2 separate regions of the Homo sapiens genome follow, and region 2 is linked to region 1. Evidence: chromatin loops called from intact Hi-C (ENCODE). Cell type or tissue: Caco-2. All regions are shown on one strand. Each heading gives the region's core, and the rest is flanking DNA. Links, peaks and the distances in the headings are about the cores only.

Region 1 (15,975 bases), core at 3,292-11,291:
ACCCCCAGCACAGCAGACATAATGGCAGTGATCAAATGCTTGCTCAGGGCCACTGGGGTAGTGTACTAGGGTGAGGACTTGGGTGGGGCCAGGTCCCTGGATTCTACCACCTGTGCTGCTTCTCCTCTGACCCACCCCATCTTCTCCAGGACACCAAGGGATTTGTGTTGCTGCTTTAATTGCTTAAAAAAAAAAAAAAAAAAAAAACCTGGATGGCTGCAACATGTATAGGTCCCCATTAGTTCATTCTTAAAACAAAAATAGGCTCTAGAATTAATTGCAATATAGTTGGCCTTTTAATCCCTCACAAAATAAATGCATTTTGACTCAAATAAAGCAATTTATTTATGCATCAGTGAAAATGTAGATGAGGGCAGTGGATTTCAAACTTCTTTAGCAGCCCAACTTTTGTACACACCTAAATACATGGATAAAGGCATAAACAAATTAGATAGACTGATGAAAATGGCCTGTATTGAGAAAAGGGGAGGGGCTGGGTCCATACTTCTACCTATCTGTTTGGTTCTCCACTGTCACACCCTGGTGGAGAAGCCACTGCCTCACTCTAGTTGAGTTTTCCCACCAGGGTTATATAAGGCTGAAACCAAGCTCGACAGAGTTGCAGCAATGCACAAATGGTGAAATGGTGAGGTCTGTATCTGTAACACACACACATGCACATAGACACACGCACACGTCTTGATATTTATGGGTCTTGAATATCAAAGGTTGCGATGAATTTAGCAATGCTCTTAAATGAGTTGATATAAAATGTCAGTGCCGATTCCTTCTTTCAGATGTGTTCGATCTTGTCATACTTGTATAGAGATAGCCAAAATTAGGCACTAAAATCACTTCCATGTGTTTTCCCTCTTCCTGCCTGTGTTTGGAATTCCCACATACGTCATCTCTGTGCCTTCTAGAACTAAGACCCCCATGAAGAGTACTTGACTGTCCACCCATTTGAGGGCAGCTTTATTCAGAGGCCAACATAGAGAGTTAGAGGACAGATAAAGCAGTCCCTCAGAGTGATTACAATGCCTGCAGAAGTCGTTTTTCCCACAACCCTTGTGCTTTAATTAAAAGTGAGCAGCAAAGTTGCCAGTGCAGCATTAGGAACATAGTATGAAGTGAATGCAGAGAGTGAACTTATTGTAGTGTTGCTGGATTTTTAGAACAGGGGAAGCTAAACATGAAGTGAGTTTCATATCAGGGAAGAAACTTGACCAAAGAAAATTCCTAGTTAATTGCTTGCTATTTGCACTGTCTCTTAATGTCTTGCAACTGAGCTTTTGTTTCATATGTCTTTGTAAACTTCTGATGATAAATATCTCCATTAGAATATATTGTATTCTCCTAAAGACTCCAAATTATGGAGAAGCTGTTCTAAATTTTATAGAGCACACAGATCCCTTTGAGGTTAGCTATTTGAGAGCCTTCTGCATGATAATAGGTGCAGTTTGATTGAAAAATACCTACTGTCAAAAGCATATGTGAGGTCATAACTTGTTGATCTCAAAGTCCTGTGAGGACACATTTACATGACAGTCAAGCCTTGGTGCACAAGACTGTTAGTTAGTATGCAGGAGGCACTTGGCGCCTACAATGACTGCGAGACTCCTTGAAGAAGGATGGGGCTTGGAGTGTCCCCCAGGGCTCTGCTGCCCACAAATCAGGAACCATTGCTCCAGGAAACAGAAATTCTAGAATGTCTGGTTTCAGAGTTAATTTTCCATTAAGAGAGAGAATTTAATCTTCTGATGTTACCATACCCGTTTATTCATCATGATAACAATATGACCAAAGAAGTAAATATTGCTGCAAATCTCTTCTACTAGAGTGATGTGATACAGTTAAAATATGTTACCATTAAAAATGGCAATTACACAGTAAGCAGGCCAGATAGGAAGCTTGGGAAAGCTGATGCATTTTAAGCTTATAGCAGTTTACTAAGAACAAAAAGTTCACATAATTATTCTAAAAGTGGACATAATTTTGTTTCTTGCTTTGAACTTCCATAGGAGCCGTAGCTAGGATGTTGACTCAGGGTTCTATGAAGTGTTTTGGAGAAAAGTTAACAAAGTAGGAACAGGGTGCCTGTATCTGATGATCTGAATCAATTTTGGTACAGAGCTTAAAAAAGAGGGGAAATAGGCAACCAAAACCTCCACTGGGCTTTGTCAGGAGCGTCATCAGCCATGTATGGTTGGCATCCACAGAGAGAAACTCAATACAGGCACCCCAGGGGCCAACTGAGAGGGGCTCCTCCTGCTTTAGATGTGCAGCTGGGGAGGACGCTTTGTGTTCATTCATTCCATTCATTCAGCAGTCATTTGGGGTTACAGCAGTGAACACATCCAAGTTCCTGCCCTCGTGCCACCTAAGTTCTAGTGATGTGTGGGGGGGATGCGGATATACAGCAAGCAAATAAACAAGTTAGTGTAGATTCCACATCATGCTGTGTGTAGACTTCACATGGCATCATGTGTAGACCCCACATGGTGGTGTGTGTAGACCCCACATGGTGTTGTGTGTATACCCCATATAGTGTTGTGTGTGGACTCCACATGGTATTGTGTGTAGACTATATATGGTGTTCTGTGTAGACCCCACACAGTGTTGTGTGTATACCCCATATAGTGTTGTGTGTAGACTCCACATGGTGTTGTGTGTAGACTCCACATGGTGTTGTGTGTAGACTCCACCTGGTGTTGTGTGTAGACCCCACATGGTGTTGTGTGTATACCCCATATAGTGTTGTGTGTAGACTCCACCTGGTGTTGTGTGTATAACTGACACAGTGTTGTGTGTGGACCCCTCAAGGTGTTGTATGTAGTGTGTGCACTCCACATGGCATTGGTGCATGGAGAAAGGAAGCAGAGCAAGGAGAAGGTGACTTGGCACAGGCTGGTCCTAGGCACCTCCTGAGAAGGTGGCATTTGAGGAGAGACCTGTGTTGAGTAAAGGAGTAAGCCATGCAGCTCTGCAAGGGAGGGGAGTTTCAGGAAGGGGCTGCGCCATGTGCAAAGGCCCTGAGCTGGGAGCTCGGGGGCCCACAGGATGGAGCAGAGTGAGGGGAGTGGAGGGAGGTGAGTTAGAACGTGGGGTCAGAGGGGTCTCTGGGCCATGGTAACAAGCTTTCTGAGTGACATGGGGAGCCAGGAGAAGCTTTTAAATAGGAAACGATCTGACCTTTGTTTCAATAACACCACTTGGGCTGGAGGGGTGCACATGCTGTGTCCATGGCACTCACACAGCGAGACTTTCACTCTGTCTGGGAGGGAATTCAGACCATCCCTTTACAGAGTCATAGACATACCTCCAGCAACTCCTGCATCTCCTTTTCCCAGCCCAGAATCCATCCACGGGACTGCTGCCCTGGGGCCAGGACATGGAACAAGAGCCACCTCCCCTGCTGGCGGTGTGTGTGTGAGGGGGCCCTGCCAGCGAATTAAACCCAGGCTCAGCCTCTGGCTTTTGACTCCCTCCCTCCTTCCTCTTTCCCCATACCATGAGAAAATACAGCATAGGGGTTAAGAGAATGAGCCCAGGAGCCACGCTGCTCGAGTTTAAATTCCAACTCCACGAACGCTAGCCTGGCAAGTTACTTCATCTCTCACTGCTACAGTCTCCTCATCTGTGCGAGGGGTTTGATGCTATTCGCACTTCCCTCACAGGATTGTTAGGAGTTCAATGTGTCATCATATGCCCAGCATGGAGAAGACTACCTGGCTCACAAGAGTGCCACATGAGTGAATGCCACATGAGTGAGTGACATGGGAGTGAGTGCCACAGGAATGAGTGCCACATGAGTGAGTGCCACCTGGGTCTCAGTTCCTGCCTTTGTTGTTAATGTCAGCATCTCTGCCACAGGGATGGCTTTGCTTGGGTCTCCCTGCAATACTGCAGCCATCTCTGTGGGCCTAGGGTGAGGAGCCGGCCTTCTCTGTGGCCTAGGGTGAGGAGCCAGCCTTCTCTGTGGGCCCAGGGTGAGGGCTGGCCTTCTCTGTGGCCTAGGGTGAGGGCTGGCCTTCTCTGTGGGCCTAGGGTGAGGAGCTGGCCTTCTCTGTGGCCTAGGGTGAGGAGCCAGCCTTCTCTGTGGGCCTAGGATGAGGAGCTGGCCTTCTCTGTGGGCCCAGGGTGAGGAGCTGGCCTTCTCTGTGTGCCCAGGGTGTGGGCTGGCCTTCTCTGTGGCCTAGGGTGAGGGCTGGCCTTCTCTGTGGGCCCAGGGTGTGGGCTGGCCTTCTCTGTGGGCCCAGGGTGTGGGCTGGCCTTCTCTGTGGCCTAGGGTGAGGGCTGGCCTTCTCTGTGGGCCCAGGGTGTGGGCTGGCCTTCTCTGTGGCCTAGGGTGAGGGCTGGCCTTCTCTGTGGGCCCAGGGTGTGGGCTGGCCTTCTCTGTGGCCTAGGGTGAGGGCTGGCCTTCTCTGTGGGCCCAGGGTGTGGGCTGGCCTTCTCTGTGGCCTAGGGTGAGGGCTGGCCTTCTCTGTGGGCCCAGGGTGTGGGCTGGCCTTCTCTGTGGCCTAGGGTGAGGGCTGGCCTTCTCTGTGGGCCCAGGGTGTGGGCTGGCCTTCTCTGTGGCCTAGGGTGAGGGCTGGCCTTCTCTGTGGGCCCAGGGTGAGGGCTGGCCTTCTCTTCGGGCCTGGGACCCTGCCCAGCTCCTGCAGCCACTTCCCTGGGAGCCCCGCTTGGGGCCATGGGCTGCTGCCAGGCCTCCATCACCTCGAAGCGGACCTTGAAGAAAGCACTGAGCCAGCCCAGCCCTGCTTCTTGGGTGTCTGACTGCCCCTGGGGAGCCCTGCGGCAACAACCTCCTGGCTGGGTACCTGGCACTACCTGCTCCACTGAGGGGTCAGCCACTCCGGACCCTGAGCCTCGTGCCCTCCTGCACCGGCTTGAGTTTGGGATTGCTGTATTGTTTTGACCAGGACAGCCCCCCAAAGGGCCCTCCCTGGACTGGCCCAGATGGGGACCTGAGTGTCCCCACGCCTTTTCAGCACATCCCAAATGCCACTTTGTTTTCCTCCATGCTGAAGGCTGGCATGCCTCCTTTTCCTGGGTTTCAAGATACCTGATGAAGTCTTCAGAAAACTTGGTTATTGAATAGCATGTCTACTTCTTAGATGTTATTACCTTTTTGACCACCTGTGACATACTTTTACCTGATAATGGCTAGTCTAAATTCTGCACCTTAAACTATGGACTCTGGGCTCACCATGCACCCCGCGCCCCCCAGCTCCCTCCCTCACCCTCAAATCCCCTAGGTCCTCTCAGGGCCTCCTGTTCTCCCAGCCTTTCCTGTTCCCTCCTCCCTCCCAGCACATCCCAGCGCCCCTGCCTCCATTAACCCCAGGCCCTGCCTATATAAGAAATACCTGTTTAAAAAACAGCTTTATTGAGCTGTTTTTAAAATTAATATACAAACCTGCACTTATTTAATGTACACAGTTCGAGGAGTTTGATATGTTCATATCCATTGAGACCATCACCACAATCAAGATAATAAATGTACCTATTGCCTCCACAAATTTCTTTGTGTCTCCCCATTTTTTACTGTGTTAAGAGCACTAAGCATGTGATCTATTCTCTTAACACATTTTTAAGTGCACAAAGGAGATATAACCTTAAACCAGGGGCTTACATCTTGGCTCGGGTCCCGTAGGATGGAATTACCTTATGCCAAAGTCTACTGTAAAACTTTACCATGAGAAGCGGACACAGTTGGCTTTCAGAAGAAGAGCTTTAGCAAGCTTTCAGAGCATTGGGGTGCTTCACATTGGGGTGCAAGGACTCATTAGACCATGCACCACTGTGTCATTTTAACAGGCCTTTGTAAAATAACTTTTGCTCTGAGTTTTGAAGCAGCAAATGACTTTTAATCACATTGGAGAATTACGAAACAATCAAAATTGGTGCCTGAGCCATTTAAGCATCCATTGGCACAAGTGGTATTTACTAAGCATCTCTGGGCTGCCAGGCAGTGGGAAGTGCAAGGGACAAGGTGTTGTTCCTATGCTGTCGAGGGACTCACATTTTCCTAGGGGAGAGACCCAGGTAGACAAGGAAGCAAGGCTTTAACCGGAGTGTCAACAAAATGCCATGAGGGCCCAGAGGATGGGTGAGCGCTGGAGCTTGGCTTGGACAGGGAGGAGGGTTTACTTCAGGGAAAGGAGTGGGGTGGGGTGAAGTGGGGGTGAGACCGATGTTACAAGGCGTCGCCATGGCCTTCCTTCAAAGGCTGCAGAAACGGGCGTAGAACTCTGTGATATACAGCTGAAATTTGCCACGTATCTGCTTTGTCCTTGAGTCTGTTCAGAAGATCAGGGTTTCGGCCAGGCACGGCGGCTCACGCCTATAATCCCAGCAGTTTGGGATGCAGAAGTGGGCAGATCACTTGAGGCCAGGAGTTCAAGACCAGCCTGGCCAACACAGTGAAACCCCATCTCTACCAAAAATACACAAATTAGCCAGATGTGGTGGTGCACACCTATAATCCCAGCTACTCAAGAGGCTAAGGCAGGAAAATCACTTGAACCCAGGAGGCAGGAGTTGCAGTGAGCCAAGATCATGTGACTGCACTCCATCCTGGGCAACAGAGTGAGACTCCATCTCAAAAAAAAAAAAAAAAGAGCCAGGTTCTTAAGGGCTTCTTAGTCTGAGGTACAGGGAATACTGACTGTCATAAAACTCCACAAATTATATGTAGAAGTTTTCATGCATGTACATTTTCCTGGAGATTCCATACTTCAGTTTTTAAGGAGTGTGTGTCCCTAAAAGCACATAACTATTGTATCTGTGCAAGGCTGCTCCCCTCTGCCTGGGAAGCCATCTGTGGTGGTGCTGGTTGTCCCTGGACTGCTACCCAGAGACCCGGGCCTTGTTTGACCTTGGGAATGTTAAATCCCCATGCACCATTTTGTCCAAACAGCTCCCATTCTAGGCACCTAGAAAATATTGGTTGAAATGAACTGAATGCTTATCTAAGTTGTATTTTCATTTCTTCAACATACCCTGTATGACCAGTAAGAGCATCTTTACCCAACTCAATAACTGCCCCACTGGCATAAACGAGAAGGCGGGAGGCCTCCATGTGAAACCAGCAGGAAGTCTCCATGTTCCTGGTTGAGGTGCACCTCCCAACTCAACTAGAAAATGAACTTTTCTGGTAATCTTTGGGGAGTGACTAGTTCCCTCACACCTCACCAATAATGGAAAGCTGGAAAAGACTCATTGGAATAGACGCTTCCAAAAGACATCAGCAGAGTTTCTGAAAAGGCAGTAAAAGGGAAAGAAACAAAGAAATGAACATTGTTGATTACAAGGAAATTATTCTTGACATTTCACATAGCATAAAAAAAGAGGACCGTGCACAATAAATTAAACAATCTTCAGGCTCCCATTGCAAAGGGTCACTTTCAAATAACTTTCATTCCAGCTGTGTGTCTTTGGGCGAGTTCGTTAAATCTTCTTTTGGCCTCAACTTTCCCATCTTTGAGAGGTCAAGTCTCACATGGCTATGGTGAAAATCAAATGAGGTGAAGGATGTTGAAAGGACTTAGTAAAAGATCCAGTCTACACAAATCGGAGCTTCCATGGCCGTCATTAATACTGACCATCTTTGATAACTTTGCTGCAACCTATCTTGAAATCACTTGAGATGATAGTACTGCCTTCATGTCACCCACCGGCCACCAGGTGGACTCAGCTGCCCTGGCTTGGTGGCTGCATATCCAATTTCTCACTGCTTCCTAAGTGTCCTCCCGTCTCTAAGCCGCACCTTCAGAAGGGGAGAATGACTTTCCTGTAGAGGAAGACTGTTCCTCAGTCAGGTGGTCAGATGCAGTCCCCTTACCCTGTAACCTCTCTCCTCCCCTGTGTTTCAGGGCTCACTCATGGAGCTCATGGAAGTGGGCAGATGGCAGGTAGGGTAGAGGTTGGGGGTCGGGAGCTTTCCTCCTTCCCTAGGGCTCTGGCACAACTTCTCCTGTTCACCCCTTTCATGGAAGAGACATTTCCCCTGAAGTTCTACCCTTGAGTCTCCTGTCTCTTAACTCATGGTCTCCTGGGCAGTCTCATCTACTCTGTGACTCCGGCTCTTGCCCCCTAGGCCACTCTAAATGCCACCTCCTAATGTGCCCAGGGCTCCGAGGGAGTGCACGGTGCACAGCGGCCTCTCAGCAAATACCCCTGAAATGAATGCACCCTGGGCTTCCCATGCCTCCTTCTTGTCCCTGGACACACTGCACTCCCCCATGAGCTCCCTCAGATCCTTCCTCCCTTCCTTGCCCTCCCCAACTCCATGTTTCCCACCAGGGTTAACTCTGTCCTTGCCAAGCCCGATCCTGTGGGCCGTCACTCCATCCTCTTTCATGTTCCTCCCTTCAGTTTCTTTTTCCTCTGGTGACTTCTCGGCACCGATACTCTGCTCATCCATTCCTGGGCCCCCTGCTCTCGGGCCGCTCGGCACTTCTGGTAGACACAGCCCACCTGGTCTCCATTCCCAATGAGGCCATCTGCGGCTGCTCAGTATCTCCCATACCCTGTTCATCTCTCTCCTCCAAATGACCTGGCCTCCTGGCCTCCTTCTTAGTAAGTTAATGAAATTTCTCTCGCCACTCTTCCCTTCTTCCTTTGGGAACAGAGCGTGCATCTCCTTCTTCACTCAGGTGAGTCCCTCTGTCTGGCTCTGAATTCCATCCAATAGATCCAGGCTCTGGGGCTCCCAGTCATCCCCTCCTCCCGGTGTCTGTTGCTTCTTCTGTCACTGCCTCCTTCCCTTCAGCCTGTCCACCTGCTCTGTGGTTTCAGGTATTTGCACACACACCACAGCCAAAGGCACACACCTTTCTGGGACCCGGTTTAGTGTCAGGAAACCACCTTATCTCTTTGTGCTGCTTTCCATTGATTCAATGCATGTAAAGTGTTTAGAATAGATGATGGATATTAGTGAGCGACCATCATCATCATTGTAATTTTTGTAGCAAACATTCTTAAATGTTTGTCCAAGTTCACCACCTCCATTTCCTCCTCCTCCAAAAGCCCCTGAAATCTCAGAAGCCACAGCCTAGCTTTGATTCTGCCACACCCTGAAGGTATTCTGACTAAGATAATCACTGGCATCCCAGTCACCAAATCTAAAGGAGGATTTTGGCCCTCGTCATACTCTACCTCCCCATCAGCTTCAGATCCAGCTGGAGCCTCTCTCTTTTTTCCCTGAAATGCTCTCCACCTTCCTCAGATTGGGCAGCCCGTACCCACAGCTGACCCCACCCCCAAGCACAGCTGAGGCTCCTCCTCATCTCTCTGACCTTGAAAGTCAAGGTAATCCTTGGTCATCGTTGGAGTCATCAGGGCTCAGTCCTCTGAGCCCCTCTCTTTTCTGTCCTCACTCACCCCTACGGGACCTCATGCTGTTTCCTGGCTTTAGATATCATCTATATCCTGACCACTGGCAAATATACTCGCTGGCCCTGGCCTTCCCCTTGAATTCCAGACTGGTGCACCTGAGCTTCTCCTTGACATCTGCTGCTCTCGGACATTCAGTGGGCATCTGAAGCTCACCATGTTTGAATCAGACTTCTGATGTTTCCACCAAACCTGTTCTTCACATCTGTCTCCAATTTCAGTGAATTCTTCCAATTGCTTAAGTTTGGAGCGAACGTTCATTCCTCTCTACTTCTTACACCCCACATGAAACTACCTAGCAGATTATGTTGGTTGGCTTGAGAATCAGGTCACATTCTCCCCCCTATACTAACCCACCCTGCTCCAAGCCCCTATCAGCTTCTCCCAGCTCCCCACAATAGCCTTTTAATGATCCTCCTGCATCAGATCTAGCTCCCCTGCCCTCTCCCCTCTGCATTGCTATAGCCTTCTGTCAACATCAGTAAAATTAATATCAGTTTTGTCAGTTAAGTCAGCCACAGGGATCCTGTTACAATCAGATCATGTCATTCCTCTGAGCAAAACTCCCCCCTGGCCTCCAGCTCACTCCTTCCAGACCAAAGTCCTCATGACGTGCGAGGCTGTGAGTGGCCCTGTCATACTGACTCATCTCTTACTTCTCTTCCCCATTCCTTCTGTTCAAGCCAACTGCCCTATGCACTATGCCCTGAACACGCGACACACCCCTGCTTTGTGTCTGTGCACATTCTGTTCCTTCTGTTCCCGAAGGTATTTGCATGGCTCCCTCCCTGACTTCCTTCGACCCTTCATTCACACCTTCTTAGTGCATCCTTCTCTGGCCAGGGACACTATGATTTCACCCCTCCTCCCTTCACTACATAGCCACTTCTCCTCTTTGCTTTAAATATTCTTATACTAACACTTAATAGCTAACATTCTACGTGTTTTATTATTTATCTTGTATATTGTTGGTCTCCCCAGTGTCTTACTAGAATAGAAGCTTCATGATGCAGGGTTTTTTTTGACAGCTTTCCCACCCCAGAAATAGAAACAGAGCCCAACCCATAGTTGGAACTCAATAAATAGCTATACAATCAATAAGTGAAGATTCTTTTTAAAACCTTTTTCATATGCCCATCTTCTGCTCCATAGACTTTGGTGTCCCCTTATCTCATTGATATTTTCTTTAGGGTATTTTATCCATGCCCTGGGCTTCACCTGGAATGACACCATGTGATGGAGAGCAATATTGTCCCATAGCTTTTATTTCTTCCTGAAACCACACCCTTTTCAATACAACTTTGAAGCAGAAGCAGAATATACATTCTCCAGCCAACTGAAGATGGACTCAACTATGTGATTTGCTTTGGGAGTCTTAACAAACATGTGGAGCCTGAGTCCAGCCAAGCTTAGCAGCAATGAGCAGAGCCCCCACAGCTGACCATCTCACATGCTTCTGAGTTTGGGGAGGTAGTTTGTTATGCAGCAGTAGCTGACTGATACATATTTTAGTAACCCCCAGGTTCATTCCTGAGTCTAAGTCTCTATCCTGAGTTCAAGGTCCAAGTTCCACTTTTTAACTGCCTCCTGGACATGGGTCCTGAACATCTTGCAGGGATTTAGCAGCTGTCTTTCTCATCTTCCACCCCATTCCCAGCCAGCTCTGAATTAGCCAGGACACTTTAAATTATCAGGCAATTAATTGGCTCATTAAACTGGAAAGCCCAGTGGCAGGATAGACTTTGGGTCAGCAAATCCAGTGGCTCCATGCTGCCATCAGGGATCCAATTTGTTCCTGTCTGGCTGCTTGGCCTTCTATTGTGTTGGTTTCATTCCAAGGCTGGCTGCCTTCTTGGACCTAGGATGGCTGCTGTTGCAGCCTGGGCTTCTTTAAATACACACAATAGCCGGGAGGAGGTCTTCCCACAACTCTCAAGCTCAAATCTAGAGCTTTATGCTGGTTGGATCACCCTTGAAGTGAGCAGTGTGGCCAGGGGAATATCATTTGCTGAATGGCTCAGAACTGTGCTGTTTGAACCACATCAGGTGGATGGTGTCTGGCTCCTTGACAGAGACCTGTGGTGGGGTGGGGACCTGTAGAACTGGCATGGAGTCCATTGCCCCAAAGAACTCAGTTACTGAACAATGGGAGAGGAAGAAAGGATGTCAAGGAGACCCTGGCATCTGCCACATGTCCCTTCTGTAATTCCAATATTTATATGCTGTCTAGTGGTTGTTTTGGTTGGTGTTTTCCTAGCTCCTGGTCACTCTCTTGGTCACCAGGTCTAGGACTCTCTAGATACTCTCATATCTTTTTCTTTCTCTCTCCATTCTCACTGCCACTGCCTGTGTCAGTCCCCCATATCTCAATTACAATGAATAACTTATTGCAAAATGCTAATATGATATTATAGGAACATCAAGCAATACTGCTAAGTAAAAAGAAAAAGAGTGAATATCACCCACACTACCCAGAAATCACAGTTCACGTTTCGATATTTGTCCATTTGAATTATATTCTTCAAAGATTTTAATCAAACTGTATGACTGGGTTTAGAACAGCAGCCTTGTCTGGACCCTGCATGGAGTTAGGTGATTCCACACTTTCTAGAACCCTTTCTGGGTGTTGAGCTGGCAAATCCATCCATGTGCTTGTGGGTATTTGGGGACATTGAAGCGGATGCACAGCCATTTTTTTTTTTTTAATTTAAAGGAGGCTCAGGAGCTCAATAGGAAGTGCTGAAGCTTGGCCACAGAGATGTAGAGATGTGTCTGACCTGGAAGAGTTGGTGGGAAGGGGATAGAAGACAAACTGCCGAAGGATAGAGTGATTCCTGAGAGAAAAATCACATGAGTAAGAAGGCTGGTGGGGGGAGGTGTGAGGAAGCAGGGACATTTCAGGTATAGTGTGGGGGTACACTGGAACCTTTTCTGACCCAGTTTTCATTTTCCTTGAGGAAACAACTTCATGTCCTGAAAGTGCAAAACTGAAAGAGTTATTTTGGTAAGGTCCCCAACTCCCAACCCCTTCTCCCAGAGGAGATCCAATGGAGGAAAGAAATCAAACGAAAACATGTAACGATGAAAGCATTATCTGACCGGATGGAGAGAAAGATGAGAACCCAAGGTTGCCAGCAGCCACTGAGATGCGACTAGTTGACGGTGGCAGCAGAGGGTGGCAGAGGTACTACTATTACCATGAGCACTAGCGGGCAGATCGGGAGAAGGTAGGAAGTGCCGCAGATGGGCTGTCAAAGGTGGCTTCTCCAGCTCTAGGTGGACAGCTCTCTTCAACTGTGTCACCTCAAGTGGGAAGATAGTCCAGAGGGCCCAGTGATAAACAGCTAACATGATAACATGAGCCTTTCTTTCTTTCTTTCTCTCTTTCTTTCCTTCCTTCCTTCTTTCTCTCTTTTTCCTTCCTTCTTTCTTTCTTTCTCTCTCTCTTTCTTTCCCCTTCCTTCCTTCCTTCTTTCTTTCTTTCTCTTTCTTTCTTTCTTTCTTTCTTTCTTTCTTTCTTTCTTTCTTTCTTTCTTTCTTTCTTTCTTTCTCCTTCCCTCCCTCCCTCCCTCCCTCCCTCCCTCCCTCCCTTCCTTCCTTTCTTTCTTTTTTTTCTTCTTTTTCTTTTATTTGAGACGAAACCTCACTCTGTTGCCCAGGCTGGAGTGCAGTGGCATGATCTCGGCTCACTGCAACCTCTGCCTCCTGAGTTCAAGTGATTCTCCTGCCTCAGCCTCCTGAGTAGCTGGGATTACAGGCATGCACCACCACACCTGTCGAATTTTTGTACTTTTAGTAGAGATGGGTTTCACTATGTTGGTCAGGCTGGTCTCGAACTCCTGACCTCAGGCGATCCATCCACCTCGGCCTCCCAAAGTGCTGGGATTACAGGTGTGAGCCACCATGTCTGGCCCTAACATAAGCATTTCTAACAAACATAAAACAAAGATAGTCAACCCCCCAAATTCATACTCAATATACTGTCATACAAACTGAATCTTTTCAATTTAAAAGTGTTGAGAATATTTTATAGTCAATTTGAAACTTGAATAGAGAAGTTAGTGACCACGTGGTTCATATAATTTCGTATTTCTCGGTCCTTTCCTGTTGTAAAGAGCCATGACCCTTTACGCCAGCTCCACGCTGGTGATATATAGCACTCAATGAAACCAACACCTTATTGAACCATCAAATATGTCAAAAGGAAATTTAGAACAAGTGGCAGGAAAAGCTTCATAGCAGGAAAATCTTATGGGAACATAAAATTATTTCCCAAGGAAGTTGTTAAAAATCCATTATGCAAGCCATTTATAAATGTGTTATTTATCAACATCTTGCAAAAAAAAAAAAGTGAGACAGCACATTACCAGCAAAATTCTTATACTGGCAAGCTAGACCACATGCCTCAATAGCACCTTTTTTCAAGTCCACTGATGATTTAATTTATAGCATTCCTTTTTTTCACGTGATAAAGAATGTTATTTGCTTGCAATATGATATGTAATACCAAAATGAAACAGTTGCTTTCTGAGAATGAATATGGAAAGATATTTTTTGTTATCCCTCATAGCTCTCAATTCGTAAATCAGTGCAAAATACATGTGAAAAATCTGTGCAACTTCAAATAAATGTAATTTTTTAATAGTCAGATTAGTTATGCGAATATGTCCTTAGATGATACAAAATTGATTTATTGCTGATTAACATGATGTATTAATATTAACGGGGTTATTAGTACATATTAATTTAAAATGACCCAAGGGAAAGTTGGTTGGGAAGGAAGGCATCATAGGGAAAGCCTCTGGTTGGGGAGGACAATGGAGAAGGATGAGGTGGAAGAAATGGTGAGCAAAGGGCAAGTACAGTCTAGGATTGGGAGGGAATGGGTTTAGGGCATTTCATATAATAAAGATTCGTACTCAAGGCTGAATGAAGATGGTACCACTGAAGACCACTGGCAGAGATCTTTTAAAAATCTAAAATATGGCTGGATGCAGTGGCTCACGCCTATAATCCCAGCACTTTGAGAGGTGGGTGGATCACAAGGTCAGGAGTTCAAGACCAGCCTGGCCAAGATGGTGAAACCTCGTCTCTACTAAAAAATACAAAAATTAGCCGGGCATGGTAGTGGGCACCTGTAATCCCAGCTACTCGGGAGGCTGAGGCAGAGAATTACTTGAACCTGGGAGGTGGAGGTTGCAGTGAGCCGAGATCACGCCACTGCTCTCCAGCCTGGGCGACAGAGTGAGACTCCATCTCAAAAAAAAAAAAAAAAAGAAAAAGAAAAAAACCTACAATATGATTTTTAATGTGAGATCCCACCATAGAGGATAAATTAATTGGAAAAAATTCATTCATATGAGCCACCCTGATCTATGCTTCAGGGATATCTCTATACGTGCCTAAGGCCTAAATAACACAATGCACTTTTAGACATCAAAGTCTGAGAAAAAAAAAATGGTGTGTGGAGCCCACAAGATATCAACTACCAAGTTTCTAATTTACAGAGCAGCCTGAAAGGATCAGAGAACATTCTGTAACCATGTCTGAAGTGACCACTGTAAAGTTCTTCAAGCTATGGAAAATATTGAAGTCAAATATTTACAGTACTGAAGGGCCCACATGCAATGGAAAATAACCCCCAAATTAAGAACATCTGGGGGAAAAGTCTAACGAGAGCCAAGCAATGAAAGCAGCAATAAAGATGCAGAATGCATTCGTGGAAGGCTCATGAAGAAGGGAGCCTTTTTTTCTTTTTCTTTTTCTTTTTTGTTCTGTTTTTTAGGTAATGAGGCTACCTTCCTGTGGTGAGCTTCAGGGAAGTGATTTGATTCTGTCTGACTGAGTTTACAAGCTGCCAAACGAAAAAATTGCTACTTCCCATTTCATGAAATACAGTAATTACTGATGTATAGAACTTGTAGACGATCTTAGACATTAAAACACTGGAGAAGTAAAACATATGCATATATAATTATCTAGGATCAATCAATTGAGGAATGTTTTATCTGGGTTATAGAAAAACAAGAAAGGGAGACAATTTAAAGAGAAGAAGAAAAATATTGGCTTTGCTGTAGTCAAGTCCTGGATCCATGTGTTACTTATCATTATTTTAGGCCAGTTGCCTAAACCTCTCCCAGCCTCAGTTTGCACATCTTTAAAATGGGACTCTGATAAAGATTAATTGACAGAATTGCCAGGCATCGTGGCTCATGCCTGTAATCCCAGCACTTTGGGAGGTCAAGGCGGGTGGATCACTTGAAGCCAGGGGTTTGAGACCAGCCTGGTCAACGTGGTGAAATCTCATCTCTACTAATATTCAAAAATCAGCCAGGCTTGGTGGCTCATGCCTGTAATCCCAGTACTTTGGGAGGCCATGGCAGGTGGATCACTTGAGTCCAGGGGTTTGAAACCAGCCTGGTCAACACGGGTGAAATCTCATCTCTACTAATATACAAAGATTCGCCAGGCTTGGTGGAACGTGCCTGTAACCCAGCTACTCTGGAGGCTGAAGCATAAGAATCGCTTGAACTTGGGAGGTGGAGGTTTCAGTGAGCAGAGATTGCACCACTG
Region 2 (15,975 bases), core at 5,395-13,394, 330 kb after region 1:
TATCTACAACTGATGAAACTGAAATTGCCCCAAGTTTGTAAGAGTTGGGAACAGGAGTCACACAGACATCCACACACAATGCATTCCTTAATTTATTCCACAAATAAAGACCAAGCAAACAGTGTACCATGTGCTCAGCAGAATGGCAAATATTAGAGAAGGAAGTGCCCTCAAAAAGGTCAGTCTAGTGTGGGAAGATGGACACACCACAGGTAAGTGCATCCAAGTTATCGATGTTCTCCTGACTCAAAATAGAGAGGGCACTGGGTGAGTGGTGAATTCTGCCAGGAGCGGGTGGTTAGGGCAGGGAGGGAGGGTGAGTGGAGGATTCCTTTCTCCATCTGGGTGAGACCTGTTCTGACCAGGAGATGCTGTTTTGAAGACTTGGACCTTAGAAAATGTCCTGACTGGGGCCCGCATTAGCAAGGGCACCAGAGAACAAAATAACCAGCCCCTAGCTGTGCCACGTGGACAGAATCCTAGAGGAAGACGGCAGGCAGGAGAAGACAGGAGGCAGCTGTCAAGAGCACGGGGAAGGAACTGTGTTATACCACACAAGGACATCTCTGCTCTCCATCCCCCGGGTCTACAGATGGAGATTGCATTTTCTTTAATATCCCACTCAATGGACAACCAGTCTCAAGTGTTCTCAAGACCTCAGCGTTCATTGAGGACTGAAAAAGACCGAGAGCACCTGAGGTCATTATGCAAAGTGAAGTGCGCTACACAAATGTCCATTTGGGCAGTTGTTTTTCAGGACTGATGAGGTCACCCCTTTGGAAAGAGTCCACTCGCTACACTTTCCAACAGACACACCTGCATGGGTCTCCTGTAACCACCAGGTGGTAAACACATGCCACTTCCTTGGACAGGTAAGGGAGGGAGAGCCAGGAGAGGACCCGAGTGTAGGGAGGGCGGGGAACACGGGAGAGGTCACAGTCACTTTCGAGGAGCTGGTGCAGGCTCCAAGGAAGCAGAGATTTCCAGAGCTTTCATTGCGCATACTGCTGAATGGTGACAGATGCAATCTGATTTTTATGCTGAAGTCTCAGCACAGAAAAGAGACAGGACTGCAGGCACTCATTAGAAAGTTTATATCCTTAGTGGGGTGTATGTGTATGTTTGTGTGTGTGTAAACATATTTTAGCTGTTAGAAATACAAACATCTTGCATATTTCATTTGTTTTTCTTCCAACTAAGAAAAGGCTTTCCTTCAGGTTTGTAATCTGTAATCCCCTTGGAAGCCCAGGACAGAATCCGATAGAAGAAACTCGAACAGATTTTACGGGATACCAAATTGGCTTTTCTCGGGAAATGGTTTCTTCCAAGATTGCTTTCACTGTGAGAAGGCCTTTTACAAGGTCATTTCTGAACACTGGGTATGACACTTGATTGGGCCCTCCTTTAAAAAGGTCAGGTTTGCTTTAACAATGGCTCACGTCATTACTATGCGTGATAGGAAAATACTGGCCAGTTGACAGACCTAAAGCAGAATGTATTTTTTCAACCATTTGATTAAGACCTTCTAGGGATGGTAACCCAGCAGTGTACATAAATATGGGAATATGGTAGTGATTATAATGTGTGAACAGGGCAGGGAGGTTAATTCTGTTTCATTTTGACACCCGAAGGTATCCAGTGAAATGTCAGCTAAAAATGTCCATATAAAACCACGCTCCTTTCTGCTTCTAGTCGCCAAGATACACGTTTGGTATTAGCCAAAAGGCCAATAAGTGATGGGAAAAAACAGATAACTCAAATCATATTCCATTGTCCATCGTCTACAGACAGATATCCTAACAGAAACACCACGGAAAAATTTGGCTGATTCATGGAGTCCTAAATAAAGCTGTTTTGTTACTGGAATACTGAAACAGACCCAAAGACAACCAAATCCCTTGTTATTAAGCAAAGGAACAGACAACTCACCCTTGTCATCTGAGTTCATGAGCCTGGGCCACAGACACACTTATCCAGGTGATTGTGTCTTCCTGGCACGAGAGTCTCTGCCTGAATGTACCCTGGGCTTGAAGCATCATCTTAATACTCTACCACGGACCACTCGAAGGCCTTACGGCATCAGCCCAGGGCTCTGAGAACCCCAAGGATGGGATGTCTGGGGTCCTGTTGCCTGCACACCCACTCTGTCCTTGCATGCTGCTGCCTCTCCTGTACTCACTCCTGGCTCTGAGGCGTGCCCCTCACTGCAGTACAACCAAGTCACCACAGCTTTCCAGCCTCCTCTGTGACTCCCACTCAAACCCCAAGTCCCCATGAGTTACGTTCCAGTAACCAGAGCACCTGCTGGCCTGAAAAGTACATCTGGCCCCAGCCCTGCTGCTTGAGCAGAAGTCCTTCTCTCAGGACTGCTGTGTAAATTCTATGCGCCTGGCCTCCTTGCTGGGCAGTGCCTGCCTTGTAATAGGCCACGAGACGCCATGACAAAACAACTGACAGTCCCATCACAGGCACAAAATCCTGATTTGACTCTCACAGCCACATCTTCTTCTACTACCCCTGACCAAATCACACACTGCCCTCCCTCCATGAGTTACCCCAAGGACTGATACTCAAGTTCACCCTAGATCAATGGCTCCCCTCACCTTGTCTTTGACACTCCTGTAGTGTTCCCAAGCCCAGCACTGGGCCATCCCCGAGTAGCCAGTTTGCCATCATGACCCCTGGGTTCTGTTCTCCTGTGAAGAGTAACTGTTGAGGTCCTGAGCTGACGGGAACCGCCATTACCAGACAGATGAGGAGTGGCACAGTCCATCCAAAAAGTCAACCTCTGTGCATGAACCACCCTGAAACTGAAAGGAGTGGCAGGAGGCCTCATTGCTCGATGACTGGGGAAAGCCACAGCCATATTGCAGTACTGTGCAAAACCCAGGGACTTTAGAATAAGACACTCCTAAATATAACTCTTGGCTCTATCATTTATCAGTCATGTGACCTTAGGCAAGATGTCTATCTCAATGCCTCAGTTTCCTCATCTGCAAAATGGGAAAATTCTAGCCCTTGAAGGACTGTTGTGGAAATTAAAGGAGATGTCAAACCCATTTATGTTCACAGTAGGTGCTCACCAAATGTTACTCTACTTGCCTTTAATCCCCATTCCAAAACCCAGTCCTCAACCATCTCTCCCTGACCTGCCCAGACACAACTTCCACTCCAGTCCTACACGAGGCTGCATATTCGTCTAGAAGGGCATGTCTGTTATAGGAGGTCTTGCAAGCTGCTGGCTTTGGATTCAGCCTGGGTTTACATTGTGGTGTTAGGCCAGGCACAGTGGCTCACACCTGTAAGCCCAGCACTTTGGGAGGCCAAGGCGGGTGGATCATTTGGGGCCAGGAGCTCAAAACCAGCCTGGCCAACATGGCAAAACCTTGTCTCTACTAAAAATACAAAAAAATTAGCCAGGTGTGGTGACACACGCCTGTAATCCCAGCTATTTGGTAAGCTAAGGCAGGAGAATTGCTTGAACCTGGGAGGTGGAGGTTTCAGAGAGCTGAGATCATGCCACTGCACTCTAGCCAGGCAACAAAGTGAGACTCTGTCTCAAAAACAAAACAAAACAAAATAAAACAAAACAAAAACTGTGGCTTTATTACTTGCAAACTGTCTAGCCTTGGTCAAATTGATTCATCTCCCTGCCTGTCCCCTCAATCATAAAATGAAAACAGGACAAGTCACACTTACCACAGATGATTACTTTGAGAAATAAACAAGCTTCTATTGGGAAAGCACTCATGACAATACCCGGCAAATGCCAGCCCCAGCTCATGCCTTCCTTGCCTTCTCTTGTGGCAGCAAGACTCGGGAGGGGATGAGCTTCACAATTGCTTTTGCCCTGCCCTCTGTGACATGCCCAAGGTCTGCAGAAGGAGATGCCAGAGCCCTTGGTTAAGGGCAGGGCCCTGCTCTGCCCTTAACCAGGGGCTGTGTGGGAACCTGCTTCTCTCCACTCCAAGTTGAAGAGGTTAACAGAGTCCCCCAAGGTCACTTCCAACGCTCTATTTACATCCTTCCATCTTCTCACCATCTCTCCAGAAGGAGACACGGCAGCGGGAGGATGAAGCCATCCCTCGGGCTGGTACCTGTTCCTTTCCTCTCTGTTCCCCATGACACTTGTCCTAGGTCTTTCTGCCCTGACCTGCTCCTAACAGCCTCTGCCACTCAAAGCTCTCTTCCTCGTTTTATAAATAAAATTAAAATAATAGCAATAACAACAACAATAGTATTAATAATAACAAGGCTTAGAGGACTGAGGATGGAGACGTGAGTACCCTCCTAGACCTTGAAACTGCAGTGACCCACCCATTTCTCCCTTCTTGAGATTTCACACACACTAAACTTGGGCCAGAGCAGAAGCAGCCCATTAAATATTCCCCCACCCCCCATACACACACACCACACCACAACACAAAGAATATGTTTGCAACAGATATCCCTGGAGATTTTCTTCAAATCATGCCATGCAGAACCCAGATCCACCTGTTACATGCTTTCCATGTGTTTAGTTGGGTGTATACAGAGCAACTCAAAGCCAGTTGAAGGGAATTGATTGGCCACTTCTACCTTCCCAGGCAGGTAGCTGGAACCCATAAGTCTCTCAGGCACTTGGAAAGAGAATTTTACCTGCATATGTAGCCTTAGAAAATGTAATTCAACTGTGCAAATATTTGCTCGGGCTCTCCGTGCTTAGAGAAGCATCCCTAAGGATGCTCATTAGAGAGGCCAGCTCAGCAGCTGAGGTGGTCTCGCTCTGGGTTTCTTTCCTGAGCAAGCACTTCACAGTTGCCTGACACTTTGAATTGTGTAAACCATAAAGTTAACAACAGCCCCAAAGATCAGAGGCTAAATTAGACGTTGCAAAGCAAGTAAGCAAGTAATAGTACACAGGCCTCATTTTGGGCATGGTAAAGGAATTCCTCAAACTGCACACAGCAATGAAGAGCTGGTTGGATATCTCTCCCCCAACTCCCTGGCAGGAGGCACAAGCTGCCCCCCAAAATTTTGGACAAGAATAAAAGTATTGCAGATACTGACCATTCAAAACTCAAATCTTTAAATGATCTAAAAATAGAATTAGGTGTATTTCTGAGGATTTGGAAAATCTTTTAAATAGAAAATTATGCTCATTTTTAATAATAAAATACTCCAGTGGAAATACAAAAGTTATAATAATAAAGCACATAAAACAATAAATATTTTGACATTCAAAATGGCCAGATTTGAAGAGAAAGCATATGGCGTGTTTACATCTGCCAATTTTCAGTATCCTTCTAGGAGATTTTATGACTGGGAAACACAGTACATTAATAAGCAAATACATTATTAAATTAAGCATGGCTTTGGGTGCTTACACTAAGGAAAAAACACCAGGCAATAAAGTGAGAAATTATTTCATACTAAATAAAACCTTCGGCATACTTTGTAAATCTTTCTCCTGCCCCAGAACCTCCATTCATGCTCCCAGCAACCCATTCCTGATGGCAGAACATGCCAAGCCTTGCGTAATACATGCTGCGGGTGGGAAGATGGATGGGCTGGGGTCTGCTTGGAGCCGAGCTGTTGCTGGGCTCTCCTCATGGCAGGAACGTCACTTACATGCCAGGAGAATCCGATTTGCAGAAAGGAGCCAACCTAAGGGGGTCTGAGCCACGGATTCATTCATCCACCAGCATAAACTATGCCATTCAATGAGTGTGGTAGGGCAATGAGACACAGCCCCCTTGGGATCTTAACGCACTATCAAGCAAATAATGCATATATAAAATTTAAAAAGTAGAAATAAGAAAGTCAAGATAATAATAAAGAATAGCGAGCACTTAAAAATGGAGCCCATTCTCTGTGCCTGCCCAGGGTGGAGTGCTTTGCAAGCGTTAGTCCCTGCTAACCCCTCCCCACAAACCCCGGGAGGTGGGAGATTCTCCTCCAGGATCTGTCTGCTATTGAGAAGCTATGAGAGAGTCCAAGGCCCACTTCTAGCAACTTTACAAGCTTCAACTTGCTTCTCAATAGCCCCAGTTCCCTAACTTCCTTTATTTTCATAGCATATTTTTTGTAAGGTAACTTAAACCACTTTGGAACATATGATAACCTTATAAGAACTTGTTTACTAAACTTAATGTGTCTGAACTTAAACTATTTACCATTTCCCCTAAACCTGCCGCCTTTCTGGAGTAGGCTATTTTGGTCCCCAGAGCTCAAACACTGTTGTCTTCTTTGCTAAGTCCCTCATACCTTCCAAGACTTGTCTCCCTACCCTGCCTGATAAAGTACTGGTCACTGTCCATTCCTCTGGCAGCATCTTCCTGGCTCATTCTCTCACTTCCATTCCCACTACTGTCATCCTGGGTGGTACACAGGATGTTACTAACCTGGGATATGGAAATACTCTTCCCATTGGTCCTCTCCTCTTCAGTTTGCTCTCTCTCAACCATTTTATATACTTAGAATTAGTGTGTGCCATAATTAGCTTCCAAAGGCAGAGTCCTCATCACATCACACTTTTCAAACCTTGTGTGGCAGTTGGTGCATGTCCCATTCATTGATTCATTCATCCATCCACTTACCCACCCACCCATCCACCCACACACTCATCCACCCCTCCACCCATTTACCCATTCATTATTCGTCCACCCACCCACACACACACTCATCCACCCATCCACCCATTCAACTATCCATCATCCATCCAGTCCCCCACCCGCACATCCATCCTCTCACCCATCAGTATATCCACCCATCTGGCCATGCAGAAGCATTATGGAGCCCTTTATCGGTGCCTGCCCAGTGCCAAATGATTAATACACATTAACTCATTATATCACCACTTCCCAACCCTGTGAGGACAATTCTCCCCTCTTGAAGAAAGGGACAGTGATAAATACTTTATCAAGGAAATTGGAGAAATAAAACCCAGAAAGCACAAGTGATTCAGCAAAGGGTTTGAGTCTGGGGAACTAGAGCTGCCGTTAACCAAATTAGGATAATCCAGAAGAGATGCAGATTTGGGAAAAATGGTAATGGGTTTGAGTGGAGGCTTGTTGAACTTAGTCAATAAGGCCTTGTAAAGGTATGCCTAGACTTTGGGGAAAGGCTGGAGTTTAGATATGGGAGCAACTGACATGGTAAAAAGAAGTTGATGTCACAATATCAATGAGACTACCGAGAGAGGGTATGGAAAAAAAGGCATAAAAGATAAGAAGGCAACTTTGGGAGTACCTAAATTTTATGGGTTAAGACCAGGAGCCAGGAAACTTTTTCTATCAGGGGTCATCTAGTAAATATTTTAGGCTTTGAGGATCACACAGTCTTTGTTGCCACAAATCAACTCTGTCTTTGGAGCAGGAAAGCAGCCATCAACAATATGTACATGAATGGGTGTAGCTGTGTTCCACTAAAACTTTATTTATAAAAACAAGTTGTGGCTAGATTTGGGCCAAGGGCCATAGTTTGAGGAGCCCTCATTTAGAGGATGGGAAAAGACATCAAGGCCATCTGAAGAGGAACAAAGGAGCCACAGGGGAGGGGAATGAGAAGAAGACAGGACCACTGTGCACTGAGCACCTCTTCAGGCCAGGGCCCTGTGAGATGTTTTTGCATCTTCATCTCATATGTTTCTCATTGGCTGTGCCATTTATATAGATGAGCGATAACAGAGAATTATCCAACTACAAAGGTACGTGGGGTCCAGGTTCAAGTCTGGCTGTGTCTTCTGCCTAAGGGACAATAGGACAGTGCACAGAAGTCAGGGTGGAGAGAGACTTAAAAAGGAAAGCTTACATCGAGTGCTGCAGAAGAGCAGAGAGGAGCAGGAGGATGAGATTCTTCTCATTGGAGGAGACAGAACAAAACAAGTTTTCTCCTTCCACCTAATCCCACCTCCCCAGGTCTTTCCATGGACCTCTGCAGTTCTGGATCATCTGCAACCTGGGCACTTGCAGGACCCCTGGGCAGTGGAACTGGATTTCTTGAGTCCCTTCCATCAGCACTTCTCCTTTGGGACTATTTTCATTTTTAGGAACTCCCCTTTCCTCTTTCCTTGCCTCAATTGAGAATCTCATGTTAGGATTACCAAAGCCTACATTCCTTTGCCCTTTTAGAAATCTGCCGTTTTTCAACTCCTAAGAATCTCGCCAGAAAAGACCCCTGTGGATGGCTCAGAGGTAAGGCACTATTAGCCAGGAACATCCATGCTGGGCTAATCCCTGGGGGAGCCTGAGCCACTGGCTCAGATGACGATGTCCTCAGACTTCGGGGACATCAAGCATCCAGGGCAAATATGGGGAGGGGAGCCACCAGCCTGCAGGCAGACACAAGGGCACTGAACACCACCCAAGTCAGCACTTCTTGTGTCACAGGCCCACCCAATGCCACTGCCACCCTCGGAGCCCCTACTGATGGGTTGGTCCATGTGAGGGGGCTGCATCCACCTCTTCCCTCAGCCCTGCCTTCCTGCCAGCTCTGTTCCCTCTTCTGACCTCTTTCCCGCCTGCCATTTTGCAACCTTCTGGAGATTTTTATCCAATGTCTGCAGTGCTGCAGATCCCCTCCCCAGCTAGAAGCATCCCAATGGTGGAATTGCAGGCACCCAGAGGGGACATCCCTGTGTGTGAGGGACAGAGGCCCCTCCTGCAACGTCCGAGTCACACCGGTCACTCCAGTCAAAACTCTCTTGTGCCACCGGCCAGAGTAGGTCATGTTGGCCCACGGCTGATTCAGGCAAGGCTGCTGCAGCCATCTCAGAAGCCAAGTCCATTGACCTTGACCTAGGAGCAAATCTCAGAGTAAAGCTCTCTTTTCTACAAAGTCAGGATGAGAAAAGGGAGGAAGATCCCCTTTGGCCTGGCAGGCTCCTCATAGTGGAGATCGGCTGGGTCAATGTCCCCACAGAGGGCTGAGGGGCCCAGCCCCCACCCAGGAAGCTGCAGTAGCCCCTGGGAAAGGGCTGGGCAGTGGCCTTAGGTGTGGAGACCACACACTTCAGGGGCTGGGGACATTTATGAACTGGAATCAATGAGATTAACTTCAGGGAATGAGGGAGACAGAGGGCGGCTCCTGACCCAGGTGAGTGAGGCAGGTGAGTTGGTGGCAGCTTTGTCCTTAGTAAAGCCAGGGACAGTTATGGGAGGGGAGCCTGCTGAATGCTCAGCACCGGGCCAGGTGCCCCCGCATCTGAAGGGAAGCTAACACATTCTGTTTCCACATCCTAGGCAGGAACTCCCTACTGGGCAGCCAAGGAGCTCTGCACAGCAGCTATACCTATACAGGGAGATGGGGGCTTGGAGGTCATTCTGTCTTGCGCTGAGAGCTGACTCATCAGAGAGGATAACCATTCCCCACAGGGGAGACTGTCGAGGAAGAGAGAACAAGCAGACGTGGGTCATGACTCCAGAAAACCTCCACACTGAGGGCTGCAGACAAGGAGAGCTGTCGTCTGTCTGTCTCCTCAAGAACGGATTTCCAGGCTTCTTTGTTCTCCATGCCAACTGCCCCCAAGCAGGAGCTCAGTGACGGTGTGATGAATGAATGAATGAATTTGAGGGGCCTACAAGTAGCTAGCTACCCTTCAACTTTGGGCAGGCAGCTCCAACTCCCTGACTTTTTGTTTGCTTGTCTATAAAATGCAAAGAATCCCACAGGATATAAGAAAGTGATATGTCGCAGATGAGAAGCTGACTCAGTGAGGGTGTCCTGCCTGCTGGTCACCTTTCCTTCCCGGGCCACACTTTCCTCTGCTGTAAACAGAGGCTATGGGACTCTTTGTTGAGGTCTCTTCCCGATGGGATTTCAGGACTCTAAATGCACAAAGGAATCCACAGAGTGGGTGGGATGCCTGGGCAGTGGGAGGGGACAGAGACCAGGAGGGCAGGAGCTGTACCTCTTTTCCATGAATGCAGTCAGGGTGGTGGGATTCCTGTGTCTCAGCTCAAATCCAAGATAAGAGAAAGCATTCCTCCTTTCCAATCACTGTCATGACTGACAGGTCCTGTAAATCTCCCTCTGCCCAGGTGGAATGCAGACTGTAGACGCAAGGCATTCCCCAACACCCACCGCCCTTCAAAACTGACAAGGCTTTCCCCTGCTAATTGAGTCCCATTGGGCAACGCTTCAGCCCTGAAACCCCTTTTCTTCTGAGAGACGCTGGAGAAAGCAATGTCAATGAGGCAAACATGCAGTGTGGTTAACTGAAATCCGCAAGTTTATTTTATGCAATCTAAAGCTAAAAATGTAGAATTGAGATTCCCCGCATCCTGTAGGTAGATCTTATAACCATTTACAGATGAGTGGATTCAAAATTTCAAGGAAAATGTAAGGTCTGTTGTTTCCAGCCATACAGCCAATAAAGGAGGCAGAACACTCCCTTAAAACGTGAACTATAAAAGACAAACAAATAATTCCCTAAGAGTTAGACTATAATATTTACACATGAGGGGCAGGCCTGAGGTGTGTGCAAACTTCACTTTCCAGAAAGTCAGGGCTCCCTCGCCCACACAGCTCTGCCGTCCTTCTCTCTAAGGACAGGATGCACAGGGGAGATGCAGGTGACTTCCCTGAGGAGCCCAGGACACAGGGTCCCAGGGAAAGTGAGTGGCAGGATCTGGGGAGACGGTGTACCATGCACAGGCATGATGGGGCCAATATCAGTTGCAAGTTCACCACGGACATGGATGCGTTGGGCTGCCCTGGCCTAGTGACATGAAATACAGCAGAAATGTCACAGACAAGGGCCTGAGGCTCATGTTGACCATCGGCCCGACTGCAGTGTCCCAGCCTAGCACTTGTAAGTTCATGGCTTTAGGCTTTGTCTTTTTTTTTTTTTTTTAATGGAGTCTTGCTTTGTTGCCCAGGCTAAAGTGCAACGGCACGATCTTGGCTCACTGCAACCTCAGCCTCCCAGGTTCAAGCAACTCTCCTGCCTCAGTCTCCTGAGTAGCTGGAATTACAGGCACCTGCCACCTCGCCCAGCTAATTCTTTGTAATTTTTTTTAGTAGAGACGGGGTTTCACTATGTTGGCCAGGCTGGTCTCCAACTCCTGACCTCAAGTGATCCGCCCGCCTCGGCCTCCCAAAGTGCCGGGATTACAGGCGTGAGCCACTGAGCCCAGCCAGACTTGGTGTTTATCTAGGTATCATCTTCCTAATATACGTTCAGTTGGAACAGCCTTCCATCAATATTAGTTTAAAAAAAAAAAAACCCTGCATAATTAACCCTTTCATAAGCATCTTCTAAATTCCAATTGGCCTCACCTCTGGGAAGTGAATGTGTGGCCAGGCTGTCCGCAAGCCCTCACTGTGGCCCTGGCAAGCACCTCCTCTTTATTTGGTGCCATTTCTGAGAGACTGAGGGTATTTTGCTGCCAGTGATACCCAGAGCTCCACTATACCAGGTCATCTTCCTTTTTTTTTTTTTTTTTTTTTACCAGCTTTGCTTGTTACAGCACAGGTCATACATTCTAGGAACAGTCTGCAGCTGAAAGCCATCTCTGAAATTCTCTCCCTGAGCCTGACCTGGTACACAGGAGGACACCACAGCCAGGACAGGACCTGCTCAGGCTCTCCAGTGGTAGACACGAAACAGCTGCATCCCAGGGTCAAGGGCCCGAGGGCCCATGCTTGCCCCGGGTGGGAGAAAACATGACGAGCCTGTGGCAGTGAGAAGGAGGCCACACACAGGTCGGGGCATGTTCTGCTCTGGGGTTGAGTCAGAAGTGCAGAACCCCAGGGCCCAGACGTGGAATCTGTGGTAGAAATGGATCCCCCTGGGGGCCTTTCAAGCAGCCTGCCCCATGGGGGTGAACCCTCTGGCAGGAGCTGAGCAGGATCAGGAGATGGCCAAGGGGAGGCAGTGCCCACAGCCAAGGAGCCACAGGGGAGAAAGATAAGGGAGACTGTATTCATTTCCTGTCACTCCTGCAACAATGACCTCAGACAAAGTGGCTTAAAACAATGCTCATGTATTACCCGGTGGTTCTGGGGTTCAGAAGCCTGGAATGGGCCTCAATGGGATAAAGCAAATGTGCTGGCTGGGCTGGTTCCCTCTGGAGGCTCTGGGGGAGAATCTATTTCTTTGCCTTGTCCAGCTTCCAGAAGCCACTTGTGTTCCCTGGTCCGTGGCGCCTTCCTCCATCTTCAAAGCCGGCTACAGTGGCCAAGACCTTCTCACCTGCCTCTCCTTGGTCGCTGTTCCATTATAAGAACACTGGGGATTACATCAGGCCCACCCAGATAGTCTGGGGTAGTCTTCCTATTAAAAAGTCAGCTGTCTCAGCACTTTGGGAGGCTGAGGCGGATGGGTCATGAGGTCAGGAGATCGAGACCATCCTGGCCAACACGGTGAAACCCCTCTCTACTAAAATTTAAAAAATTAGCCGGGCGTGGTGGCGGGCGCTTGTAGTCCCAGCTACTCGAGAGGCTGAGGCAGGGGAATCGTTTGAACCCGAGAGGTGGAGATCACAATGAGCCGAGATTGCGCCACTGCACTCCAGCCTGGGCAACAGAGAAAGACTCCCTCTCAAAAAAAAAAAAAAAAAAAAAAAAAAGTCAGCTGATTGACACCCTTAGTTCCACTGCCTGCTTGGTTCCCTCTGCCATGTAACCTCCCATACACAGGTTCCCAGGATTAGATGCAAACCTCTCTCACACCACAGGGAGCCCCTGAGGACATAAAAAATCAGCCTTAGGGGAGAACTTCAGCTGAGACATCTGCCGGGACCAAAGAGCACAAACCATCTACAACTGAACCATCAAGCAAGAACCTCCACCCCACCTAGGAGAGGAGAGCCAGCCCAGAGGCAGCCATGCCAGGGCCAGCAGGGGACAGGAAGAGACTGGAGGTGAAGGTCAATTTAGAGTTGTGACTTTTAGGTGGACAGTTTTGTTTTTGTTTTTCCTTTACAGAATGGAGACCATGAATTCAAAGTGAACGTAGGATGTTAAATCATTTCAATGAGAGCAGAGAAGTCAGGAGGAAGGCCCGGGCCAAGAGAAAAACCTAGCCCACTGGTTGAGGACGCAGTAGAGGAGATGAAGTGTCTTCTGTGGTTATGTCGTGGCTACATCTCCGTGCAGATCGTCCTCTCTGCTCCATCTCCCTTTCCTCCAACTGTTCAGGACACCATTTCCAGGCCTGCACCACCCCAGCTCTCTTCTTATTTGAGATACTGATATATGCCTGTGGCCCTTCTGAAAGGTAAGGTCAAAAGGCAGCGGTGAACTGCAGATGCGGGTGGGGGAGCCACAGCCCCAAATCACACTGCCTGGATTCCAAAGCAGCCACAGCACATGGCTGCTTTCCATGAAAAACGTTCCATGCCATTCTCCTTCTTCTTAATTCCAAATGGAAATAATTTGCCTTATCCATGAAAGTCTTCAAAAAGACAAGCAAATCTGATATTTAAATAAATCCCTGCAAAGATGTTTTTCTCAGTGTTTTTTATATGAGTAAAAAACAGCCTCATCCATCACGTCCTGTGATACATTCAAACCATTAAAATAAGCTTATGTGGAGAGATTATGACACATAAAAGTTCAAGTGACTAAACAATGGGTGTAAAAGTAGTCTAAAAACCATGCACCAACATGCTTTGAATGCCTCAATAAGTCAAAACAAACATCTATTCAGTGGCCACCTTTGGGTGGCGGAATTATATATTATTTTCTCTTTTTCCCTTTTCTATATTTCCGAGTTATTATCAATAAATGGGTATTGCTCTTTAATCAGCAAGATAAATATATTTTCTATTTTAAACACTTACACATTCCAGCAACTGTATTTTGGGGATCTGAAAGAAGGAGTAAGGAAGAGAAGGGGGAGAGGAAGGGAGGGAGGGAGGAAGGGAGAGAAGAAAGCCACTTCTGCAATCTCAGTGCTTTGGGAGGTCAAAGCAGGAAGATTGATTGAGCCCAGGAGTTCAAGACCGGCTTGGGCAACATAGTAAGACCCTGGCTCTACAAAAAGTTTAAAAATTAGCCTGGCATGGTGGTGCCTGCCTGTGGTCCCAGCTATTCAGGAGGCTGAGGAGAGAGGATCACTTGAGCCTGGGTGGTTGAGGCTGCAGTAAGCCATGATGGTGCCACTGCACACCAACCTGTAGAACAGAGCAAGAGCAACACCTTGTCTTGTCTAAAAAAAAAAGAAGAAGAAGAAGAAGAGGGAGAGAGGGATGGAGGGAGGGAGGGAGGAGAGGCCCAGTCCTTGCCCTCAGGGAATCTGCAAGTGGCAACAGGAGTGGACAGGTACATAGCTAGTTGCATTGCACCTGACACGAGTGAGCTCTAAAGGGCTACACAATTGCTTTCTGAGTGTGAAGAATACTTTTACCCAGGTAGAATATCCCATAACTCCCCGGCTCATGGAAATGCACCATGGCATGGGACCTGAGTGGACCGCCTCTTGCCAGTTGCGCTTGCCCCCCAGCAGCGTCTGGGCTGCTTGATTTCCCCTGTGTGCATTTCTGTCAGGAGAACACAGGTCATATTTTGGAGTATGCAATCATTTGGATTCACGCCAATTCAAAATGCTCCACCTCAAATCCCCGTTCTGGGGCCCTCTCCACTTGAGAACAAGACATTCTTTTATCCTGGACTCACGACCAGGAGTCCCCCAGCGGAGCATCCTCATCACAGCAATTCCGTGGGCAGGGACAGGGTCCTTTCTGCAGGCACAGCGTCCACCACTGCCCTGTCTCCTGAGTCCCTGCGGGGCCCAGTGAAGAAGGAGTGTGTGCGATGTCTGCAGAGCCACGACAGACCCCGCCTGCGGCGGCAGGAGAAACCCTTTATTGGTAAAAGCAATACAACCCTTATCAAGTTTCGGCTGCTTCCTCCCATGGGAGGGAGGGCAGGGAGAAGCACCAGCTCCTGAGAAATTGGGTGCCTCCTCCACATCCTTCCCACCCCTCCCCACCCCCAACCACCATTTCAGGGCCCTCCCAGCACACACATCGCCCTGGAAACCAGAATAATTCCCCTAACAGCACACTATTCCCACGGCATTCAGGAACTCTCGGTGGAGATGTGTCGGGGACAATTGTGATTGTTTTTACAGATGAGGAAACTAGAAGAGAAAGAGCAAGTGTGTTTGCTGCAGTAAAGAGTCTCCATAATAAGCTGAGTTGCCACCGTGCCTCCTTTTAAACGAGCCTGGAAAAGTAAGAAATCAAATTCTCAGGACAGAGAAGTCAGGGGCTTATGGATCATTTCACCAAAGGAGTCAGCAGTGGCTCCATCTCAGTGGAGCTCTACCCTGATGCTCCTGAAAGGACCAAGCTCAGCCTCCAAGGGAGGGTGGGAGGGGACACACTCCCAGCCCCTGGCCCTCCCATCCTGCAGAACAGGCCAGATAGGGAAGCGGGAGGACGCAGCACACAGCTCCCGAAATTCAGGTCCCACACAAGCCAGCAGGCCGAGGCCAGGGACAGAGGCAGGGCCCGGGAGTCCCAGATCAACACACAACAGCCCTGATTCCAGAAGACTGGCAATGAGAGAGAAACAAAATGCCACCAGATACGTTTGCATTTATTCTAAGTGCAATTTGCAGACTTAGCTTTACCACCATAAAACCCCAAAAACAGGGTGGCATATTCTGGGCAAGCTCTGTAATTTTTTCTCCTGCAACCTCCCTGGTGACCCACAGGAAGCCATCCTTGCCCAGCAGGGTGTGGCCTGTCTCCTCTGTACCCACCCCCGTCCCCAGGGAGGCCCCCTCCCTGCTATCGTCACCAGTTACACTGAGACCCCCAGACCATTGACTCTGTGAATCCTATTCCAGAATCTTCCATCTGAGTTCTCCCTGCTTTCTGCCTTCATCCCAGACACCCACACCTGAAATCTGTCTTTGCCACACACTTCTGGGCAGAGCCTGCAGTGAGCTGGCACCGCACTGGCCTGCCCTGGCTCTGACCCAGCCCCCGCACTGTCCCGCCCTCTGCCCTGACTTCCAGCTCTGCCTGCCACCCTGTGACT

What was found. Peaks named below come from ENCODE experiments on the same cell type or tissue, not always from the same donor. Only the 100,000 strongest peaks of a DNase experiment are listed, where the experiment ranks them.
Region 2: a loop joins it to region 1, with 3 times the contacts of the local background. A loop is called at or near these places in 2 of 110 quality-filtered maps.

What each region holds. Positions count from the first base shown.
Region 1 is chr2:237,019,340-237,035,314 of GRCh38, reverse strand. All of the region lies in intron 1 of COPS8-DT (COPS8 divergent transcript), which reads left to right. Among named protein-coding and RNA genes, the nearest start is that of COPS8-DT, 58 kb to the left of the region's middle. In Caco-2, for the core only: a CTCF peak has its summit at 7,684 (motif pointing right); DNase peaks (open chromatin) are centred at 7,714 and 10,024.
Region 2 is chr2:236,687,745-236,703,719 of GRCh38, reverse strand. No RefSeq gene overlaps it. Among named protein-coding and RNA genes, the nearest start is that of ACKR3, 130 kb to the right of the region's middle. RefSeq lists enhancers at 11,186-11,686, 11,687-12,187. In Caco-2, for the core only: no CTCF peak of the experiment used is centred there; DNase peaks (open chromatin) are centred at 9,959 and 11,699.